Regions from separate parts of the Mus musculus genome. Here region 2 is linked to region 1. Evidence: chromatin loops called from intact Hi-C (ENCODE). Cell type or tissue: left cerebral cortex. All regions are shown on one strand. Each heading gives the region's core, and the rest is flanking DNA. Links, peaks and the distances in the headings are about the cores only.

Region 1 (16,237 bases), core at 4,451-12,450:
AACCTGTCTCTGCAGTGGACAGGCACCTTCAGATTAACCAGAGGAATGCAGCCTGGACCAGTGTGGCTGTCTGCCTTTCCCTGGGTCCGGCAGCTCAGCCAAGGCAGCAGGAAACAACCACCCGTTTATCTACCTTACTCCCAGTTATTTAATTCCCAGCTATTCAGCCTGGGGGAGGGGCCGTTTGCTACTTGCTCTGAATGAAAAACCATTGAAAATGTAAGACAACCACTCACTGTGGCTTGCGTCACTGTTTATAGTTAACATTAGTAAACAGATCTCTGTACGCAGACAGCAGCAGATCATTCGCTGAGCACTTAGAACATTTTGTTTGGTTGTTGTTGTGTTCAGATGAGGGTCTGTCTGTATTGCTGGCCTTGAACTCTGCCTCAAGCCATTCTCCTGCCTCTGTCTGCTAAGTAGCTGGAGCTACAGGTACATACATTATCGATTTGGCTCATCTGTATCATTTCTAATATGAACTAAACAGTGTGGAAGTCGCTCCTAGTGACTCAAGTTGTCCTTTAATTTTTGCTAAATGTTGTCATGTTAAAAGCCTCAAAGTCTCCAAATGCCAGGCAGAGATGGCATCTCATAGTTAGAGTTTCAATTTACTCATTGAAAATTTTATACAAGTATACAATGTATTTAGCACTTGGGATGGAACCCAAGCCCCACACTCTACCACTATGGACATCAGTGTGGCAGTTGTACAAACCACTAGAAACAGATCTACCATGTGACCCAACTATACTGCTCTGAGCATGCACTCAAAAGACTGTCTTTGCTGTAGAGACAACTGCTCATATGTTTATAGCTGCTCTATTCCTAATATCTCAAAACAAACAAACAAACTACCTTGAGAAATTGATTTAATTCGTGCCCCCCCAACCTTTCCCTCCCTCCTTCTCTCTTCTTCCTTCCTCTCCTCTCCTCCTCGCCTGGCAGGTGACTGAAATGTTACAGTAACCAGTAAGAGCTACTTGATCTCTCCTCTCAACAATACAGTTTCAGGTTTGAGTTGAGATTCCTAACAGATAGGACATGGAAACAACCTAGATGTTCATCAGCTGAAAGTGGATAATGAAAACATGATATATTTATACAATGGGATATTATTCGGCCATTAAGAAATTCGAAACACTCAATTCTACATGGGTTGTCTCCATCAAATCTCTTCCAGCACAGCTCAGGAAACCCCTCTGAGGAGGTGGTAAAAAGATCATTAATGAGCCAGTGGGGATGGAAGACACCATGGAACCAAGGCCTCCTAGACAGAGCAGGAGCGATGTGCAGGGCAATTCACAGAGGACGGAGCATGCGCAAGGCCTGCATGGGCTCTAGTCCAGAAACTATCTCTAGTGACAGTTGCTCAAAAAGGAAAAATTAGTTTTCTCCAACAGAGTCTCACTGAGCGTATAAACCTCTCTAAGGGAAGCCCATGCCTAACAGTAGATGGCTAACACAAAATAAACCACGGTGTTTTTGGAGGTGTTTTGGGGGTTCTGGTTGGTTTTGTTGTTTTGTAGGTTTTATTTCATAATGCTTTGGGAATTTTTTTTTAAACTTACAGGTCTCTTGCTTATAGATTATGGTTTCCTGTTTTATATTTTTGTGGGATTTCTGTGTGTGCAAATGTGTGCGCCTCTGTGTCTGTATTTCGTGTGCTTTTTCTCTGGCTTCTTTCTTTTTCTGTTTGTTTTGTCCTATTTTGTTTTCTCTGGTTGTTTGTTTTTAATCTTATTTTATTTTATTATTTTTATATGTCTTTTTGTTTTCTAATGAGAGGAAAAGATGTGGATTTTTGTGGGAGGGAGGATGTGGAAGGAGTTGGGGGTGGTTAGATCATAAGAACACATTGTTTGAAAAAACTGTATTTTCGATAAAAAAAAAAAGGAAGTAAAGAATAGCCTTGGAAGCCACGAAGCCCACACCAGCCACACTTAGAGCATGAAGTAGTTCCTGCATCCCATGAAACACTGCTGATCACAGCCCAGCTGAGGTGTCACAGGCTACAGAAGTTAGGGAACACTGGATGTTTTAAACTGCGAAGTTTCAGGGCAGCTTATTTTACAGAAACTAAACGTGTTTCTCCTTTCTTCCACCGTCTCAGCTCACCCAGATACATTATCTTCTCCTTCTCTTTGATGGGTGTGGAAGCATGAGTATTTTGTCAGATGAATTTACACACATCCATCCCTGCTACTATTACTTGACGTTTTTCACGTGAGCTGAAATGGAACCACGTGCTCAGCGGAGAAACATATGTCACCCAAGAACTCCAAGGTGCCTGCCTGGTCTCAAAGCACGTGTTCCGCTGAGATGTGGCTCAGAGATAAGAGAGTGCTTACCTAGCAAGTCAGGACCTAGAGGCCATCTTCTCACACAAACCCGAAACCAAACGAACCAAAGGAAACACCATGAAGTGGCTGCTGAGATAGATGGCTCAGGGTTGGAGCCTCCGCCGCTTAGGCATTTCTTCTTCTGCAGAAGCCAAGGGCAGTAGTTTGGCTGGGGCTGCCTTTGCTGGGCATTGGCTCAACCAAACGAACCAAAGGAAACACCATGAAGTGGCTGCTGAGATAGATGGCTCAGGGTTGGAGCCTCCGCCGCTTAGGCATTTCTTTTTCTGCAGAAGCCAAGGGCAGTAGTTTGGCTGGGGCTGCCTTTGCTGGGCATTGGCTCAGCTGATTGGTTGGACTAATCTAGACTGGTTTGGCTCGCTGTATCCTCTCATTCATCTCCTAGGGTAAAGGAGCAGCCACTGTCTGAGACATAGTATAGCCCTAATGTCCGAGTACCAAAACCTCAACAGAAACCAAAACACTCAATAACACAGGGTTGAGATTTGGTCTTATGCTATGTATTGTAAGTGCTGACCCGCGAGGCCTAGTTGCCCCAGAGACAAGAGAGTCCACTATGTAACCTTCTTTCTGATTGGTGAATAAAGATGGTGCGAGCCAATGGCTGGGCAGAAGAGACATGGGTGGGGCTTAGGGTCCCCGACTTGGGGTCAGAACCACAAAAGAGAGAGAGAAGTTGTTGAATGGAGAAGAAAGCTGTCATGGGATAAGAATCTTAAAATAATGGCCATGTGGGTTGGGTTGGCTAATTGGAGTTAAGAGCAGCCCAGAGGAAACATAGCAAATTGTGTATGGGATTATTGGCTGGGAAATAGATATAATAGCAAAGAAGATAGAAACCTGCCAAGCTCTTGTGCTGATTAAGGCTTGTTATAAATATGAAAGTTGTGTGAAAAAAGAAAGGTTGTGTATATCTTTTATCTGGGAACTAAATGGTCAAAGGTGGGGTAGAAACCCTTGATTAGGATTAAATATTTATATAACACACAGGAACCTTTTGCTCAAGTGCGACAAGCAATTCACTGGCCACAGAGCGTCAGGTGGCCATGCACAGCGTTATTCAACTTGTATTTCAGCAATAAACCTCTTACTGCAAACATTGCAGGGAGCCCACGCAGGGAGCCCCACACAGGGAGCCCACGCAGGGAGCCCCACACAGGGAGCCCACGCAGGGAGCCCCACACAGGGAGCCCACGCAGGGAGCCCACGCAGGGAGCCCACGCAGGGAGCCCACGCAGGGAGAGGGATTACTATATGGTATTGGCGGAAAACTCTAGAAACAAATCTAAATGTTCAGCAAGTGAAGTCCATAAAACAAAAAATACTATACTCATACAAGGAACCGCAATGAACTATGATCAATAGCTATAAAGGGAATGGGCCGCATCCACACTCAACTAACTTCTCAACTCGAAACCTGAAACTGTACTGTTGAGAGGAGAAATCAAGTTGATCGTATTGGTTACTGTAACATTTCAGTAACCTGCAAATGGGGAGAGGAGGACGGGAGAGGACGGAAAAAGAGAGAAGGAGGGAAACAGAGAGGGAGGAATTAAATCAATTTCTCGAGGCATTTTTGTTTTGTTTTGAGATCGTCTCCCTGTGTTGCCCATCCTGACCCATAGCTGTCTATCCTCTTGCCTTGGCTTTCTGAGTGCTAGGAACCATAACAGGCACACGCTACCATGCCTGGCTTGCGATGTCATTTAAAAGACACAATTCAGCCAACATGTAAAGTCCTCCACCCCCAATGCAGAAGTAAATGGATGCCTCTTTGGGACCCCAAAGTTCCTCAACGGGGAGCAGATATTAGAGATTTAGCCAAGAGAGATGATTGTGTTGAGTCACAGAAACCCCTGTCTGTAGCCGCACCCTCCTCTTCTTAGATATGACCGTCACATCCGTGGGTGTTCATCAGGGTGGTGAGTGGGTGTCGACCTTCTGAAGGCAGCTCTGAACTTTCCCAGTTCTCCAGCCAGCAGTGTAAGCTGCCATCTGTTCAGGGACACAGAGGCCCAGGTGCCAGGCATCCTCAAACCACACCCTCTGCTCTTCTTCTGGGTGGGGGTGGGGGTGTCTGAAAGCCCATTTTCTTCACGGGCTTTGAGAGCTCCTGTCCCCTGCAGCATATTACTAAATGCTCTCCGGGGAGCAAGGAGTGATAAACTTAGAAATCAGCCAGATCTCCCGCAGTGACTAAGGACTTAAAAGGAGGAAATGATTAAGGAATCACTGAGCTGTCTGAGGGACCAAGGAGTCCCTCCACCCTGAGTCACAGGGCATAAAAAGTTACATCATAGCCAGGGTTGACTTGCATAAGTGGGGATGCTGATGCCTGTCAGGGGACGGCTCTGCCAGGGGCAACACAGTAGTGGCACATGTGCCGAGGCTGCTCAACTGGACAGAGCTCTCCAAGTACCAGTGAGAAGCCTTGAAGTCACCCTCTTCCAGTGAACCTCTCTTTATGTCCTAAGAGTAAACATGACATGGCTGGCAAATGGACCGGGCAGCCCTGGGAAAAAAAGCAGCTGGTGTGGTTTTGCTGCCATCTGCCAAAGTCTGGAGTGCCCTCATTTGTCAGTCCAGTTCTCTGGCTGTCTCTGCCTTGCTGTCCTGGCAGCTAAGTAGGCTGTGACTCTCCCTCCCCCTCCTTACACAGCTCTTAGGCTCCTGCTGTCCTGCTCTTTCTGTTTCAGTCCCTTGGTTCTAGCAGTATCCTGCTGGGACTTGAATTCCCATGTCCTCTAAGCTGCACAGGGCTGGGACAGGGGGTTGGAGGTTTCTAATGTACAGATAAAGTTACTAAGGTTTCTGGCTTTAGGTGTCACCTAGAAGGCCTCCCTGATTACTTAACTCCTTTCTCCCATGGCAGTACAAGAACTGATCCCATAAAAGAACTTGTCAAAAACCAGGAGGAAAAGCAAGCTAGGCTCCCTCTGGTTCACCTCCAATAGCAGTGACTGCAGGATATCCTAAGCCTGACTCCCAGGCACTAAGGATGGAGGAAGTAATACCTACTTTAGAGAGGGGCAACAGCAAGTCAGGAAATAAAGTCAAGCTGCAGAGGCCACAGGACAATCCCTTGTCCTCCACTCCCCAAAGATGCCTCCCTAGTGAAGGTCCTTATTACCCTGCACAGCAAGTGGGACATCAGCCAGCAAGGACTTTACTAGCTCATTTTCTCTGTGCTAGCATAAGAAAGAGTGCAACTTGCTGGCTGAAATGGCAAAAGGGAAATAAAAACATGCAAGCAAAGAAGGAAGCAAAGAAGGAAGAGAGGAGGGAAGGAAGGAAGGAAGGAAGGAAGGAAGGAAGGAAGGAAGGAAGGAAGGAAGGAAGGAAGAAAGGAAGAGAGGGAACAAGGGAGGGAGGAAAGAAGGGAAGAAGGGAGGAAAGAAGGGGGGCAGGAAACACTTCATCTCAGATTCAAAAGTGCTTTTGACCCCTTGTGGCTCCAAGTCGCTCCATCATAGCAGCAACCACAGCCTTGGCTTTGCTGTGAAACTTTGCAGCCAGAAACTGGATCCACCCATCCTCTGGCCGTGGATAGACCCAGCTTTCTCACCAGCCTTGCAGGGAGAAAGTGAGAGGCCTCTACAGTTATCCACACAGAATCTCCCTTCCTTGCAACCTGTTCATCAAATCCACAACTCCTTTGGGTTTGTCTTCTAAGAAGAACCACATGGGTTTACTCCCTGCTGTCTAAAGAGCTCCACTTCCCAATGGCAAAAGCATGCAGGGTTGCTGGACAGGGTGGCCATGCAGAGGTGAGGAGCTGAGAGGGGATAGAGGGAGCTAAGATTCAATGTGGATTCTTTTCTCTACATCCCCTGCTGAGATTTCCTTGGCATCTTGGTAGCACAGGGAGGCAAAGTTCCAGCCAGGCTGAGAGTAAGGAAGAGGGATTAATGCCTGTGGTGGTCAGCTTCCCGATAGTGTAGAACACGTTGGAGTGACAGCAACTTATTCTTAAACAGCAAAGTTTGGGTTCTTAGTCTGTGATCACTTGATTCCATTCTTTTGGGGTCTGGGGTGGGATAACACATTATGCTAGGGACAGGCAGCATGCTTACTGTTCTCCCCAGGGCAGTAGGAAGTGAACTGAAGAGGCAGGACTATGGTCACAATATTCCTTTCAGGGACACAGCCCTGGTGACCTAACCTCGGCTCTACCTCCTGAAGGTTCAGCTGCCTCCAACAGCCACACAGCTGATAACCAAGGCTTAGCACGTGAGTCATCAGGGCATTTGGGATATAAGTGATAGAAATGTTTTCTCTTGGGAGTGGGTTTGCTCTTTCGAGCGCTGGCTGTTACAAAGTGACAACACTTCCTGCCTGGCTTGCCTCACACACACCAAGTTGTCTCTCTACTGTTGGCCACGTTGAAACAGTGCTAGGCCCTTGTCAGGGCTATGATCTTAGACTTCCTGACCTCCAGAATCATGAATCAAAACGAAGCCATGCTCTCGATAAACCCATCAGTCTCGGGTAATCTCTTACAACATGAAAAATGGACCAAGACAGCGCAAGGGAAAAGTCACAGGGAATTCTCTGGAATATTTTGCCCTTCCTTCAGTCTCAGCTTCCAAACTCTAGCCATTTAAAATACTACCCTTCAAAACTTTGGTCTCTTGGGCTGCTGATCAGTTGCCATGGGTCCTTGATTATCAAAAGAATAGTTTTTTCCTGTGTTTTATAACAAATTGGAAAGAGGAAAAAATTCTTTCCTTCCTTCCTTCCTTCCTTCCTTCCTTCCTTCCTTCCTCCCTCCCTCCCTCCCTCCCTCCCTCCCTCCCTCCCTCCCTCCCTCCCTCTTTCTTTCTTTCTTTCTTTCTTTCTTTCTTCCTTTTTTGAACACAAAATCCACCCCTCACAAAATAAATGTGACTGTGCACCTCTCTGGGCATCTCTGACAATGTGACCTGTCAGCTTCACATGGTGCCAGGCAGCTTTCAGGCCATGGATGTGGACTGAAGAAGCTGCTTGTAAGGACCACAGTTCTCTACTTGATGCCCACAAGGCAGCTGTCACCGCTGAGCAGTATGTGGTTCTTGGTGGCATTTGGTGAGTGGCAACAAAAGAAGTCGGTACTGGATGTACTTCTGATGTCATGGGGATAATTATACCACTCAACAGCTGCCGAAATCTATTTTTAACGTAAGTCTCAATGATATACATACGAACATGAAGGATTTTTGTAAACCTGGGAGAAAAGGAAGGAAAGGACGCATGTTTACGAGGCTCTTCAGCTTCGTTGAAGGTCACTGATGGCCACTGTTCTGCCACCTGCCAGTCCTCAGCTCCCCAGAATGATGGACATCTTCCTTGTTCTCCTACCACGCCATTCTCCACCTGCCTATTTTCTAGCATCTTCTTTTCTCGGGTTCTCCTCCTGTCTATTTCCTAACACCTCCAGCCCCAGACAAGGTGAGGAGATGCTTAGGAAAGCAGGCGTGGTCAGAGGCACTTGGTCTGAGTCTTTGAGGGATGTTGGGAAGTATCAGGCCATCTTTAAACATCAATGCTCCTCTCCAAACAGCAACTGGACTAGCACAGGGGAAGAAACCCTCCTCAACTAGGGCCACTCTTCATACAGCGTCAGAGGACGCCATTTCGTACTGTACTGCCTACTGCAGAAATCCTTCAATTCAGCAGTCCTCCTTCACGCTCTCACGAGTGTAAAGTCGAGGAGGCAAGACGCTGCTTAACCTACCAAGCGCTCAACATCACCCTCAGGAAACAGCCAGCACCCAGCAGCCCATTATCACACATATAAGTTCTTCCTGATCCTTCTTGTACAGCACGGCTTTACACTCCAGGGAGGATGCCATAGATATAATATATACTACTGAGCAAAGGGATCTTCCAAACCCAACTGGCGCCCTGTCCAGACACCCGCAGAGGGCTCCTGGGGTCACTTTCATTTCTGTCGGTGTGGTAAAACACCCTGGATAAAAGCAACTTAGGGAGAAAGGAGGCGTTTTTTGTTTTTGTTTTCTAACGATTTATTTATTTCATGTATGTGGGAATACTGTTGCTGTCTTCAGACACACAAGAAGATGGAATCAGATGCCCATTATAGACGGTTCTGAGCCACCATGTGGTTGCTGGGAATTGAACTCAGGACCTCTGGAAGAGCAGGCAGTGCTCTTAACCTCTGAGCCATCTCTCCAGCCCAAGAAAGGAGTTTTTATTTCAGCTTGCAATTCTAGGTTATAGTCCACTATTGTGGGGGAGTCAGAAGGGGACTTCAAAGGGTTTGTTACCTCACATCTAAAGTCAAGAGCATAGAGAAATGATTATACACACGGTTACCAGCTCCTGTGAGTTTTTGTGTTTAGCTCAATCTCTCCAACTCTTAGCCAAGGTCAGGACCTCCTGCTTAGGGAATAGTGCCACCCACAGTGGGCAGGTCTTCCCACATCAAATAATCTAAGACAATCCCCACAGACTTGCTTATGGCCAAACCAATATAGACAATTCCCATTGAGACTCTTCTCAGGTGATTTTAGACCATGTCAAGTTGAAAATTAAACCTAACTGTCCGATCTGCCTCTTGTATCACATCTACATGAGGATTCTTTGGGTTACTAATTTTTCATCTGGAAGTCCATTTAAGAATACTGACATCCAGATGGAGCGTGCCTTTAAGCTCAGCATTTGAGAGGCAGAGGCAGGTCTCTGTGGGCTCTGTGTCTTTTGAGGCCATCCTGGTCTCAATGAGAACCCCTATCTGTTATGGTTTGTATATGCTCTGCCCAGGGAGTGAGAAGGTATGGCCCTGTTTGGAGTAGGTATGTCACTGAGTGTGTGGGCTTAAGACCCTCATCCTACTGTCTGCAAGCCAGGATTCTGCTAGCAGCCTTCAGATGAAGATGTAGAACTCTCAGCTCTGCCTGCCTGGATGGTGCCATGCTCCCACCTTGATGATAATGGACTGAACCTCTGAACCTGTAAGCCAGTCCCAATTAAATGTTGTCCTTATAAGAGTTGCCTTGGTCATGGTGTCTGTTCACAGTAGTAAAACCCTAAGACACTGTCTAAAAACAATAAAATAAAAAGAATAACCCCAATTATCTCTCTCATCTATCAAAATATATCATCCTTATCAAAAGTCCATACAACATTATGTGTCTACATCTTATCCACCATTACCCCAGAACACAAGTCCTTCTAATCCAGGGATGGCACCACTGTCCTCTGAGCTGACCTCTGCCCTTGTAGGAGCATCTGTTAAAGGGTGCGAATAACTCATTGCAGTACTGTTGGTACTCATCTTACATCCAGCTTTCCCCAAACTCTTCCAACTCTTCAAGGGTAGCCCACTGGTAACAGCCTCTGCATGGGTAAGGGGGTCAAGGTCAGGGAAGCTAAGCGTCAAGCTCACAAGGACACAGAGTGGGAATGACAAGCTGGTTTGAGCTGAGTTCTCTATTACCCCAAACCTTTCTTTTACAATAATAGTCTTATCACAGTGCAAGTCCACAGTAAATGTCAGCGAATAAATGTCTACTTAATCTTAGAGTTTCCAGGCAGGATTGTGTGTGCATAGCCTTGATACAGGAAGACTTATTTTATAATAGAGTCATGCTAACATGTCCCTGCGGAAATGAAAGTCAACTGCTAACCTCGGGGCAAAACTCACAGCAATGGGCTTATATGTCTGTCACTAGCTCTGCCCGTCAGCTTTCTATTATTGTCATAAAATATCCGAAACAATCAACTGTAAGAGTAAAAGAGAGAAGTTCTTTTGGGCTTACAGTTTTGGTTAGCGAATGTGCTGCCTTTGGGCTGTGGCGAGGCTGCACGTCCTGCTGGGAGCACCTGGTAGAGGAAGATGCTCACCCGTGTCACAGCGCCTGGAAGCCACGGAAGAGACGAGGCTTGCTTTTGAACTCAAGGTCCATGACCATGGGTCTTAGTCAGGGTTGCACTGCTGTGAACAGACACCATGACCAAGGCAACTCTTATAAGGACAACACTTAATTGGGGCTGGTTTACAGTTTCAGAGGTTCAGTCCATTATCATCAAGGTGGGAGCATGGCAGTATCCAGGCAGGTATGGCACAGGCAGAGCTGAGAGTTCTACATCTTCATCGGAAGGCCTCTAGGAGAAGAAGGCTTCCAGGAAGTTAGGACGAGGGTCTTAAAGCCCACGCCTACAGTGATACACCCACTCCAACAGGGCCACACCTTTTAATGGTGCAGCTCCCTGGGCCGAGCATAGACAAATCATCACACGGTGTTGAGATAACTTTCTTTTTTTTAACTTTGTGTAAAGGTATGTCTCTGTATTTTCAATTGTTGATTCCGTAGGACAGAAAGCTAAATGCTGGCAGGAGAGTGGCATTGTTATGTCTACAGCCTTCGCCAGCCTTATGTTTGTAAATAGTTGTCCGTCCGCACCTGCTTAGACACTTGAAGGTAATCCTAGAGGCAGATTGTCTCACTGCTGATTGGTTGTAAATAAAGATCTCACAGCCAATAGCTGGAGCCGGAAATGGAGGGTGGGACTTCTGGGCACGGAGATTGCGGCAAAGGGAGAGCCGACCCAGAGGGAACAGACAAGGACTGAAGATGAGCAGAGAAAGCTATAGAGCTAGCCATGTGGCCAGTTGTAGGCTAGTTAGTCAGGTTAGGTATAGAATAGCCAGGAGACTGCCCAAGCAAAAGGCCTCGGCTTCAAACTATATAGAAGACTCCATGCGATTATTTATACTGCTGATTGTGTCGGAGAAAGTCCCACTATAGCCATGGCATAACACCCAGCTTCCTCCCACTAGCACCCCTCTCTTAAGGAGCCCACCACCTCCCAGTTGTGTGACACCGGGGATCAAGTTTGGGCTTCGGGGTATTTCAGATCAAAATTGTAGCACGAGTTCACTGAACAAGCTGGGCTCCCTTTGACGTCCTCTCTCAGGGTCACCCCACCCTATCCCTTGGATAAAATCCTGAGCTGGAATCATGGTTCTTCCAGCCTTTCTCATAGAATGGGACCTCTATCGAGGCGGATCGTCTAATGTTCCCACAGGCCCTCTGCAGGAGTGTGGCCTCCCTGCTAACACTGCGCACCCTGATATTTTTATACACCAGAAAAATGATTTTAATCACGTGTAAGAATACAGGGTGGCTCGTGAGGTTGCCTGACTGTAGAGGGACCCATAACACAGAGAGAAAGATGAAAGAGAAAGACCACCCAGGAGGTCCACAGAGTGAAGAGTTCCGTCTCTCCAGGCCCACAGACAAGGGGGATTCACGGTGCATTTAGGAAAGTAACCCCACACCTACCTGGTGTCCTAGAAAACGTCCTGATAATACTAAACTCTAAACTCTTTTGTTCCCATCCTAGAGCCCTTAGGAATTGAGTCAGCCACAAACTTCTGAATAGGGACCTGCCCCTCCACGAAACAACTGCTTTCTTGACCCAAGCGCCAACCGTATCTCCTTGCAGCAGTCTGTGGAAGGAGGGGACACCCCTCTCACCCAATTTCTCTTCTTCAGTGTTTGCTATTTCTCGTCAAGACCCAAGCTACACCTCAAATTTTGAACCCCATCCATTACCTCAGAAGTCATCCACACTGCCCCAATGGCGGCGGAAGACAGGGGTTCATGGTCTGTCAGTTCTTACTTATGAACACTAGGTGGCGACATTGCAATGGGAAGATGAAACATTGCTGCGTTCCTATGAGAAACCAACACGCTGGTGAAGAGATTGGTTTATACACCAGGATAACAAGCCCAGCGGCTGGACTGTATGTCGATGCCGATGCGATGCCGAGCTGAGCGAGTGTATGAGGTGCTTGTTAGTAGGGAGTTGCCTGTATTTGATCGTTACGCGATCTCCCGCAGAGCGCCATCCTGTCACCGCAAGTTTTCCCAGGGAGAGACCAAATAGGTCATCTTGAAATCAATTTATTGTAGTCCCTGAAACCTATGTCATAATAATCTCTAAGACAACTCCGAGACCAGGATTAATAAAGACACACAGTCTCTTGTAAACTGCTGGGAGAATAGGCGTCAGGTATTCTCATCAGAAACAATGACTGCGGGGTAGATATATTAGTTGGCTTGATCTGGTCATTTCATAGTGCAGAGATAACACCAAAACATTGAGCCGCACCCAATCAATAGCTATAATTACTTGTGAGTTAAAAAATAATAATAAAACAGGAAAGTAAAACGTAAAAGAACTAAAAGCAAAAAGAAGTCTACAGGTGTCTCTGTGTCGGGACACACATTTCTGAGTTTGGCTGACTTGCCCACATTCCTAGGAAGGACGTAGGTGTGGCTGTATGATCAACTTCAGCAGTTTTAAGTGCCTACTATGTGCTTTGGTCCCAAGGCTCCTGCAAGCCTCAGGAAAGCCCAGTTTTCTCATATTCTACCCTCAGACGTGCAAATAGAGACTCTGAGACTGGGAATTTGAGGGAAGCAGGAAGGTGGCTGTTCCCTGTTCCCTGTCCACCCTATCATGCTATACAACCAGGACCACTCCTGAAAGTTGACCCGGGAGGTCCTGGGATCCTGAGGGCACTCAGCTTCCCTCTTGCAGGCACTCTAGCTGAATCTGTGGATCTCCTCTGCCCCCTGACCCTTGGTGCCTGGCTGAACTTTCCCATCAAGACAGCCCAGAAGAAGAGGGACTCTGACACTCAGCCAGGTACCACTCACCTTCAGGTCTGTCCTCTACGCACAGGATCATGGAGACAATGGCTTTCGCCCCAGCTCATGGGTCTTTCCTCAAATGTTTATCCCCCAAAGGCAGGGAGGAGTAACAGTTGTGCTGTCCTCTGAGCTCCTGTGCAGCAGGAGACAGAGACTCTGCACCCAAGCAGAGAAAGCCCACGAGGCAGGCACCCAGGAGTTAACTCCAGCACCACAATACCTCCTAGCTCCCCTTCATTCTTTGGATCCCAAGTGATGGCCAGAGATCACTCTTCTTGTATTAAAAACCAACAATAATTAAACACCCTGCAGTGGCCTGAGAAGGAACCTCTAAACAGTCTTAGCCAACTTTTCTTCCCGCAGCAGCAGGGGGCGCTGCTGGGGCTGGAGGTCACTAGGTGTCCACTTTGCCAGAAAACTCTTTAAGCTTGAACTTATCATCAAGTCCTTTGGAAAATTCTGGACTTTAAGACTTTAGTCAATGACTTACTCTGGAACATTTAAATGAAATTAAGCTGTAGGCTGACATCTGGGTCACTGACTCTGCCCCCTTGCTTAGGCAGCTGTGGCCAACCTGTGTATCAGCACTTGGAACTCTCTGTGTATCAGCCTTTCTAGTCCCCTCAGCCAGTCTGCGAGCAAATGCTCTGACCAGTGACACTTTGCAACAACCCCCAGGGCAAGGACAGGCTGCCTGCCTGGTACTATGAGTCACTTTAGTAACCACTACTACCCATAGCATCCCTTCCTCGAAGGGCAGCAATGGTCTGATCTCAGTGTCATAGTAAGATGCGTCTCTAGTGTCCACTCCCAAGAGCTGAACCTGGCAGATAGCTAGAGTGACTCCAAGCCTTGTGCTTGGGCAGGAGACTTCTTGTAGACACTGACATTAGGTCACAGGAGAACTGTCAGCCTGCTTCATGCACTTCTTGGTTGTCATTATCGAAAACATCAGCTACTGGAGTGTATGATAAGGGTCCCCTGGAGATCAGTCCAAGGTGGAAGGGGTAACAGACAATGAGCAGTGTCTCTGTGATGTTGTTGCTTACAGCCAGGGACACCACTGTTTCCCACCTGCTCTGTGCTGAACTCACGTTGGCTCCCTGAGGCACCTACACAAGCTGCCCATGCAATAAACCTTACCCAAGTGAAGGAACATACACACAGACAAAAGCAGAAGCCCTCACCTCTTAGTTTCACACAGAGGCTCAAAGTGGCCTCAAATATACATCGGAAATTCCACAAGTGTGACCTTCGGTAGCATAGCCCCCGTCAGTTGCGTGCAGGCAGAGTGCAGAGGTCCTCCCTCTGTTACCGCAGAGGTCCTCCCACAGTTACCACGCACAAACTCTGGGAAGTTGATGGCCTTAAGGCCTGCAGACCCCGGCTTAGGGCATAGAAAGAAAACTTTTTGTTCCCCCACAGCCAATCATAAAACTAAGAATATTGAGTGTGAGGTCCTAGTGAGTAAAAGCTGTTGCCTGGCCTGATGATCACCTAGCCATGACCAGTCTCTGGGACCTAAAGGATTAAAGAAGAAAAGTGACTCATTCGAGTGCACACATGCACACTCACACACACATTATATATATATATATATATATATATATATATATATAAAATATATTATATATAATATTATATAGTCACACACAATAACTCTGACAGTTGAACCATGAGGATATTACCCTCATTTTTCTAGCTTTCCGAGTCATCTGTAATGCAATTCTCTGACACACCATGCTTGACTATAGAACCTCCCGTTCTAGAATAGCCTTACGTCCCTCCAAAGGAAGGAGCACTGTCCAGAGAGGTGACGAATGGCCTGGACAGACAGCCTCCCTGGGCTAGCCCACCTCAGCCAATTACTGCTGGGTTACATTCTTTTTCTTCAATTGTGTATCTTCGCCAAAACCAATGATAAAAATTAGTTTATTATAGATCTCTGAGCTTTAAATATGACGACTCATGTCATGAAATACAATGTCAAGTAGATTTGTCATTGCTGTCTTCCCTGAAGAAAAGGAGTGAAAGGGAATAGAGGGAGGGAGGAATAAAGGAAGACAGACAGACAGACAGACAAGCCAGGTAAATGCTTCAGGACTGCCACTCCCCCCTCCTCACACATATTGACAAGGTGTTGCTTGTTGGACTGGCCTGTGCGCCCCTGCTACCACTCACTGCCATGATTCATTTTGAAAACCCTTGAAAGCGTATCCTGCCAGTCTAAGATCCTGTTCACCTGTGACACAGATAATAAGAAACTAACGTTATCCCCAGCAAATAATAATTTTTGTGAAATCATAAGAGTTTTCTCTCTTTTCTGCACACATTGAGAGCTTTTGTTTTAATTTTGAACCTACAGGTCAAAGAGCAAGAAAAGTGAGGTTTGGGACTAGGGCTTGTCTTGTGTATTATCCTGACAGTGAGACAGGAAAAGAATAAATCTCCACTGAGAGAGTTCACAACATTGCAAGTATCCTTGTGGCTGGACATAGTGTTCCCTGATCCCAGAAAAATACACACACACACACACACACACACACACACACACACACATGCGCGCGCACGCGCGCGCACACGCACACACACATAGACATATACAAACACATGCACATGTATACAAACTTGTTCCCAGCCACCACCACGCCCTAACCAAGAGATGGAGCCTGAGTTTCCTCCTGTTGCAGCTGGAGACTGAGGTCACATTACAGTTGCCCCAGTTAGTAGAATGTTATAGACAGACTAAGGAACTTTCAAGGCTGATGAGTTTCTCACTCATCTCTATCTTGTTATTGACAGGTGGAAAGTGTGTGATGCTGGACTGAAACAGGCAGGAGACATCACAGCAGGAGTGGTCTCCAGAGCCTCTGGGGAGGGGCTCAGGTTGAATTGTCTCCTGAGAGATGGCAGCATATGCTAAGAGTACATGAGAGAAAGGGGGAGAAACAGAAACAGAGACACAGAGACAGAGACAGAGACAGAGACAGGGAGAGAGGGAGAGGGAGAGAGACAGAAACAGAGAGACAGAGAAGGAGAGATGGAAGGAGAGATACAGAGAGACAGAGAGGAAGAGAGACAGGGAGAGAGACAGAGAGAGAGAAGGAGGGAAGGAGAGAAAGAGACGGAAAATTTCTTCAGAGACCATTAATCCTACTGATTGATTTATTTTTTAACTCAAAAAAGTTGTGTGCACCATGCTGTATTGCT
Region 2 (8,000 bases), core at 1-8,000, 67 kb before region 1:
CAAAGGCAGTGAGAGGATTGTCTGACTGCTACAACATTCATGCCCCAAATGGAGCAAGCGCCTCACGCTCATCTCATGACCACAGCAGAGAAGCCAAACTGATATATTCTACAGGATGTCAGGAGCCATATGGGACAAGCTAATAACTAGCAGGTGATCATCCTGAAGTGACCTGCCTCGGATTATTATATAATCTGCAACAGGTGAGCTCTCAATAAGCAAGGCTGTGAGGGACTAATTTTAGGAAAGATTCCTGCTATTAATATGCTTTTCCTGTTATTATTAAATATATATAACAATCACTAAGTAGAAGCACACCCCCTTTGAAATAGATCTCTGCAGATCCACGAAGATGGACTATCTTGTAGTGATGCTATATAGACAAATAGATGACTTAAGTCTTAGTGATGATTCTATAAGAATTTCTAAAATTATATCTGTGATATTAAGCTCTTTTATAATGGGACTGCTATTAAGTCCTTTTTCTGATAGTCAAAGCTGCAATGAGAACTCTGCCAGTTTCCCAAGTGTCACCAGTTAATTGCTCTTAAGATGGTAATCAGACTTTCTCCTACTCAGAGCACATTCCAAGAGGTTGTGAAACAATTAACCAAAGGTTATTAAAGGCAACTAACAATTTATTATAGGTGCTAGAACAGAAGATAAAATATCAGCAGGGTTTATATATACACAAAACTTCACTAATAACGTAGTTATGGTTTTAACCCTTCAGTGAACCTGTGGAGCTGAGACAGGTGATGGATGCTTAGCCAGATAATTACTCCTAATGGATACGCATGTACACATTCTCTGCTGTAAACTTCTATCTCAATTTATGATTTGATTTTCTGTGTGAACTTGTGATGAACTTTGTAACATGTGATCATGTATTCTGAAAGACGTTTAAGAGCTGAGGACAAAGAGAAGAGTCAGAACTGAGAGACTGGGGTGAGAGGAACGGAGGTGAGAGGAACTGAGCTGAGGAGAAGTTTTTAGACAGAACATTTTTTAGATTAGAAGGAGAATGCAGAGTGGAGTAACTTAGAAATTATAGATAACATAAAATACTAAGAGAGCAATGTGCAGAATGCAGAGGGAAAGAGGAAAAAAGATGTCACAGAGAGCCGAAGGGGCAGGCAGGCTTCTCCTTACCATGGGACAGAACAGGTCTCATGGTAAGGACAAGGCAGGTTTAGTCTTATTAAAAGAAACAAAGCATTTTTTCTTACAAATGTGGGTTTAATTCATTTAGCATTAAAAATGTAGAAGTTTTTTCTTTATGTAATGAAGATTGGAGTGAATTTTTCATCCAGAATGAGTGAGTTCTTTCTGCACCGGTGCTTGGTCTTTTGCTCCATGTGTATATCTAAGTATGGATGTGTCTGTGAGTATGTAATTGTAAGAATGTATACCTGTGTGTGTGTGTGTGTGTAAGTATGTAATTGTAAGAATGTATACCTGTGTGTGTGTGTGTGTGTGTGTGTAAGTATGTAATTGTGAGAATGCATGCAAGCTGGGCCCAACTGGATTTGAATGAAAATGAGTAAATGAGCATGAATGAAACTGAATATGAATTTATGTGAGATTATGCATATTTGCTTATGTAAAAGTTTTTCCTTCTGCTAGTGTTATTCTCTTCTCCTGGTTCAATAGAAGTTTATTGCTCCAAACTTCCCCCTAACCTGACAAGCAAGAGGCATCTGGACAATAGGGAAAAGGTCTAGCAATGAATCCTTTACTCAATCTCCTGCTGTTTCAGGATGGGGTGCTGAGTGCCAGAGACTGCAGATTCTGGCCTCAGAGGAACACAGAAGGCAGGTCAGCTACAACAGCATAGTAACTTAGACTTAGATAAGCAAACTTTTTATTATACAGCAACCTTAAATTTCTCGTAAGACAAAGTCTTACCCCAGAAACTCTTAAGACAAAGTCTTACCCTCCACCTATGCTCTTCCCCCCTCCGCTGCCTCAAGAACTGACAAGAAAGAAGAAACACCCCACACTGGGGCTGCCCCCCCCCCCCCCGGCAGATAACTAGTATAAAAGTGAAGAAAAGGAGATGTCCTAGATGGGAAGACCCAAGGGTCCAGTGAACTGAGTGTGACATGTGAGTCTGGACTCCAGATCATGGAATAGAAAGCAGACAGGCGGGAAGCAGCTCCAAGAATCAAATCGGTTCTGTTGATTCAATGGCCCCAGCGTACTGTTGGGTGCGTGGTTTTGACGACCACAGCATGGGTAGCAAAAGCACGTGACAAGCATGTGTAAGTGATGGTCACAGAAGCCTTGAATTATTTTATAATGAAAATTTCAAAACAATCACATGACAAAATCATTTTATACTGAGGAAAAAAAAAGACATGAGAGCAATCACATGTTTTTAACCCAAGAAACTTAAATCTAAAAAGAAAAGAAAAAAAAAAAAGAAAGAAAGAAAATCTAGGTGGCAAAAAGAATCTATGGAAAGAATGCCAGAGGACCTATGTCCTCAAAATGAATCTCTACCCAAAATTTAAAAAAACATTAGTAGAGAATGATACACGTCTATTATTTCTATAGATAAGCAGTTAAGTCCAGGTGAGAAATTCCTGGGGGGCGGGGACAGGGAACAAGTGCACCATGCTAAAGCATGAATTCAGCACACTGTCACAAGACAACTGAGCTGCTAAGGGTCCTACTAGCTTAAATTTTTTTCTAAAACTTACTGTGGGGGATGGACACTGTCATATAATCTTAGATTATATTCATCGAGCTGAAAAAAATAATCATTTAAAATGTATTCAAGGTAGGAACAAGGTCTTTGTAATGAATGCTATGACATAAAATTCACACAACTCAAGCCTTGAGCGGCTTTCCTGATGCTAACGCTCTATGCATTTTCTTTATGTGCATGTGGGTTAATTTTGGGTGCCAATGTAAGTACATTTATAATATATGAAAAGACAATCCTGTGAGGGACTGATTGGATCATCTGAGCTGCGAAGATGCACCCTAAATCTGGGCCACACCCCCTGGGGCAGCACGCCCCCTGGTGGCAGCACAGTCCACATCAAAGGACATGGAAGAAGGAAGCTTTCACTTTTTACCTGTTTGCCCTCACTCTGGCTGGCAAGTTCAACTATCCTGTTGCTGAGACACTCCTTCACTGGTGTTAGAACCTGCTTCTTTGGAATTCCAATATAGACTGAAGACCAGCAACTCTCTAGGACGTTCCTGGGACTTTAGCAACCTACTGAGACGGCTAAGATATTTAGTCTCTCGGACTGAACAACTACTGGATTCTAGGCCTTTCCACTGCAACACAGCTAATATTGAACTAGTCAAACAATATTGCCTATAAGCCACTTAGATAAATCCCCATGTGAGTGTGTGTGTGTGCATGCATATATGAATCCACATATATATATATATGAATCCATATATATATATATGTATATATATACATACACACATATATATGTGTGTGTGTGTGTATGCATATATACATATTTAGGGGAATTTTTCATAGATATTATATGTACACACATGTAACTTATTCTACAGTTCTATTCCTTGAGAAAAGTCTAACACCACACACACACACAATCATCATCATCTTCAAATAATTTTAAATAAACACTGCTTGATCAAGCACTGGGACTCATGATCTCTTATTTATATCTACCATATGTATCACTAAGAGCATCAAATGCATTGATTTAAAAGAGATTGCCATAGAAGGCACCAAGCCTTTTGGATACTTACTGACATACTTTTCTATAGTTGCTATCATATTTTGGAATTGTGTCGAAAAGTCCAGTCTGTTGGGTTCCATAAAGAGGTTTGTTGGGAATTCAAAAAATCTGAGAGAAAACAATACATAAGAGTACATTCAAGGGATCGCAGTACCCAACAGAACACAGATGCTTATAAAATGGTCAATACGTACTTATTATAGAAGCGTTCTTGATCAGACTCAAGCTGGAGTCCTGAGTCTATTCGAATTTATTGAAACAAAGACAAAGTAAAAATTTATTAACAGTTTAAAATGCAAGACAACAACTTAATATATATCAGTATTTTCTAAATAACCTGAGAATCAATCGCTGAGCCTGTCTGGAAGGGGAATTCCAGAATCATATCCCAGACTCTGATAGGACACCTGGAGCAGAGTCCCAGACTGTGTTCTTTTCCTTTCCTGTGGGCCTCACATACGCTAGGCACATATTCTACCACCAGGTGGCACTCCTGGGCTTTTAGCAGCCGTTCTAGGTGCCACTCATCCTGAAAATGAAAGCCCAGAAGGCCAGAGTGACAGTGTAAGTGGTTCACAGTGAATGATATTACCACTCGCATGTACCACAAGGTAGTTCGTGGTCTGTCATTGCTCCCCTTAGCAAGTATGCTAACGTGGCATAACTAACAAACATGGCATAATCCTAAATTTCTTTCCTTACTACCAGCTGCCACCCGCTGCCTCCGGCCTCACCTGAAAGGATGCGTTTCAGGAGGGTGCCAAACTTGCTCGGCTGGTTGTACTGGCTGAGCATGGCTTCACTTGAAGTTCTTTTTCGGTTCTCCAGTTCCTCCTCATCACACACCAGAGACTCTTCACAGTTCTCAGACTTCTGATTATTCCCTTCCAGGTCCTCTGGAGAGTCATTCATAGTGGGAAGTCTCAGACAGAGGCTGATCTCAAATATTGGAGCATAGGTTTTCTTCAAATCCATTGCCACACGATGACTGTTAAAAGTCTAAGGTAGCAAATGTGCCCACAAGGCAAGAACAACATACAATAGAACGGTTAACTGGTGGTGATAAAGGTTAGGTAGTATCATAAACTGTAACCATATTTACATGTCAAAAAAGATGAAATGTGAAATTAGTATTAGTGGGCAATTTGGAAGGCATTATTGCAACTTTTTACAATGGGAGAAGGTGGCACATATGTGCGCATGTGTATGTGTGTATGTTTGTGTATGCGCACATATGTGTGTGTGGCAAGAAATTGTTAACTGAATGTTTAACTCTGGAACTTGCTATTCATCTTGTATCGAAATTTATGTTAGTGGTTTTGAGGCGCACCTTACCTCTTTAACATCGGTGTCTAGTTTTGGTTGTGAGCTTTGAAAAGAAGGAGCAGTTAAACTTGAAAGAACAAATTCATCATCGTCTGATTCCTTCCTAGAAAAGATCTTCCTGTCTCTAGAATGAGAAATGGGAGGGAAATTTATTTTTGAAATCATTTATTTTACTATTTAATATGAAAATATATAAAGAATTCATATAACAGTAAGAAAGAGAGAAAGAGAGAAAGGAAGGAAGGAAGGAAGGAAAGAAGGAAAAGAGAGAGAGAGAGAGAGGAAGAAAAGAAGAAAGAGAACAAACAAAGTAAGTTAAAAAATGGAGAAAGGGCTGAGATGAGGCTCAGTCAGCAGTGTTCAGCTTGTAAGTGTGAAGACCTGCGTTTGAGCCATCAGAAAGCACATAACAGCCAGGCATGGCTACAACATATCTGCACTCTCAACGATGACACAAATAGGAGGGTGAAACAGACCCCTGGATGCTCGCAGGCCAGCTAACCTGGCCTACATGCTCAGATTTCTGGCCAGTAAAAGACCTTGTCACACATAAAAAGGGGCAAGGTACCTGAGGACAATTATCCAAGGTTGTCCTCTGACCTCTGACCATGGACCCTGACACACATCCACATCCACACCCAAACACAGGCATACAAATAGGGAATGAAAACAATTTTACTGGCCCTTTCTCCAAAGACATACAAGTGGATGATAAGTATAAGAAAAGATGCTTAAGGGCTGGAGAGATGGCTCAGCGATTAAGAGCATTGGCTGCTCTTCCAGATGTCCTGAGTTCAATTCCCAGCAACCAGATGGTGGCTCACAACCATCTGTAATGGGATCCAATGGCCTCTTCCAGTGTGTCTGAAGATGGCTAAAGTGTACTGAGATAAATAAAATAAATCTTAAAAAAAAGAAAAGAAAAGAAAAGATGCTTAAAAATCACTGACAATTAGGAAACCCAATCAAAATCACAAGAGATTACCTTGTGCTCACTGGACTGGATTTTTGTTGGTGAGGATATTAGAATCCCATACGTTCTTGCTACAGTCTAAACAGATATAGACATTGTTGTGGGAAACTGTAGAGAAGTTCCTCCAAATGTTAAATGTCAAATTCTATGATCCTGAAATTCTACGTATATACCTCAAAGATCTGAAATGAGCTACCCAATCAGTAGCTCCAATCTGGTGTGCACAGTTGTGCTCTAACCATAGTCCACAGGGGAGAAACCCAACAGGTCAATGGAGAACTACAAAGTACTGCCAACAGACCACAGAAAGGAAGTGAAATTTGGATACACACTTCAACATGGATGGTCCTTAAAGATATCCTAACATAGATACGCCAGACAAAGAGAGAGAGAGAGAGAGAGAGAGAGAGCGAGAGAGAGAGAGCAATAGCTATGATTCCAGATGTGCAAGGTACCTAGAATGGATAAATTCTTAGAAAGGTTGCCATGGCTGGAAGGGGAGGGTAGTGTGGAGGTTTTGCATATGAAGCCTGGGAAAAGGTTCTGGAAGTGTATGGTGGTGGTTGTGCAACACCACGGATGTAGGCAACGCCTCTGACCTCTTCTATGCTACACACATTTCAACCTCACGAAAACGGATCTCACTTTAGCAGGAAGAGAAATAGAATGGATAGCCTCATGGCAGTAAGTCTGAACCAGGGCAAGACTGAGTATGTTCTAGGGAATGTCTGTCAACACAGAGCCTCGGATTGAACCCAGAGCTCATTCACCCTCGCATGTGCCCACGATGAGCTACACCCTCTGCCCCTGGAGGAAGTGACTTGAACCACTGCAGTCAGAAAGATGGAAAACTCATAAACAAGCCCAAAAGGTAATTCCAGCCCGTGGAGGTTGATGGGAAATAGAGACAAGAACACCCAGACATGTTTGATCCTATCTAAAGAAGCAACAAGTTAGAAAACTGGACAGGAAAACCGGACAAAGGAAAAAGATCAGAACTACTGACAAAATAAAATTAACATAAGTATAAATGTAATCTAAGGTATGAAATCAAGCATATGAAACACCTTTACTTCTATCTCAAGAGATAGAAACTCTCTGGCTGGCTTAAAAATCAAAATCAAATCATGATTCTGAATTCCCTCAGAAAAACCTAACAGAAGAGTCGATTCCAACAGCCTCAGGACCTGCAGGAGACCACAAGCCACCAACATATGCTCTCCCTCGAAAAAGCCTGTGGGAGTGGAAGTCCAGCAGAGCTGGAGATCTTAGACACTAGCTCAGGACCTCACAATCACAATTTTTGGTGTATATTGGGAAACAGGAGAATTCAGGATGTGTTAAGAGATCTCAAATGTCTCCAACAAATTATCTGTCACTGGAGAATACCATCAACCACAGAAATGAGACCACCACACATACATGCACACACTACACACACACACACACACACACACACCACACCCACCTGCTCACCCCATATACCACATACACATACACCCACGCACACATACCACATATACACCAAATACCACACATGCACATTACATCATACACACACACAGCACACCACACACAGGCCACACCACACATACCACACACACACCCCACACCAAACACACTTCCCACCACCCCACATATCACAAACACATACACATATACCACACAACACCCACATACCCCACCTATCACAGACACACACACAAACATACCACACACACACATACCACCTACTCACCCTACATACCTCGGACACACACAGAGAGAGACACACACACACATCATACCATACACAGGCCACACACACTAACACCACATACATACACACCACACCAGCCCCACACAAACAAACACACACACATACACACACAATCTGAGACACATTAAAACCAGCCCTAAGAGGGAATTTTGTAGCTCCAAGTATCTACCTAGGAAAGAGAGAGAGAGAGAGAGAGAGAGAGAGAGAG

Evidence for each region. A loop is a pair of places that touch in the nucleus more often than their neighbours do. Peaks named below come from ENCODE experiments on the same cell type or tissue, not always from the same donor. Only the 100,000 strongest peaks of a DNase experiment are listed, where the experiment ranks them.
Region 2: a loop joins it to region 1, with 2.6 times the contacts of the local background. A loop is called at or near these places in 9 of 42 quality-filtered maps.

The regions. Positions count from the first base shown.
Region 1 is chr1:181,541,372-181,557,608 of GRCm38, reverse strand. No RefSeq gene overlaps it. Among named protein-coding and RNA genes, the nearest start is that of Gm32767, 9.5 kb to the right of the region's middle. In left cerebral cortex, for the core only: a CTCF peak has its summit at 11,997 (motif pointing right); DNase peaks (open chromatin) are centred at 7,456, 7,753, 8,002, 12,009 and 1 more place; H3K4me3 peaks cover 271 bases; H3K27ac peaks cover 411 bases.
Region 2 is chr1:181,612,567-181,620,566 of GRCm38, reverse strand. It overlaps Dnah14 (dynein, axonemal, heavy chain 14), which reads right to left. Exons shown (of 87, transcript NM_001377039.1): 13 at 5,070-5,184; 14 at 4,469-4,733; 15 at 3,929-3,974; 16 at 3,745-3,842. Among named protein-coding and RNA genes, the nearest start is that of Gm33612, 11 kb to the left of the region's middle. In left cerebral cortex, for the core only: CTCF peaks have their summits at 3,029 (motif pointing left) and 4,220 (motif pointing right); a DNase peak (open chromatin) is centred at 4,222.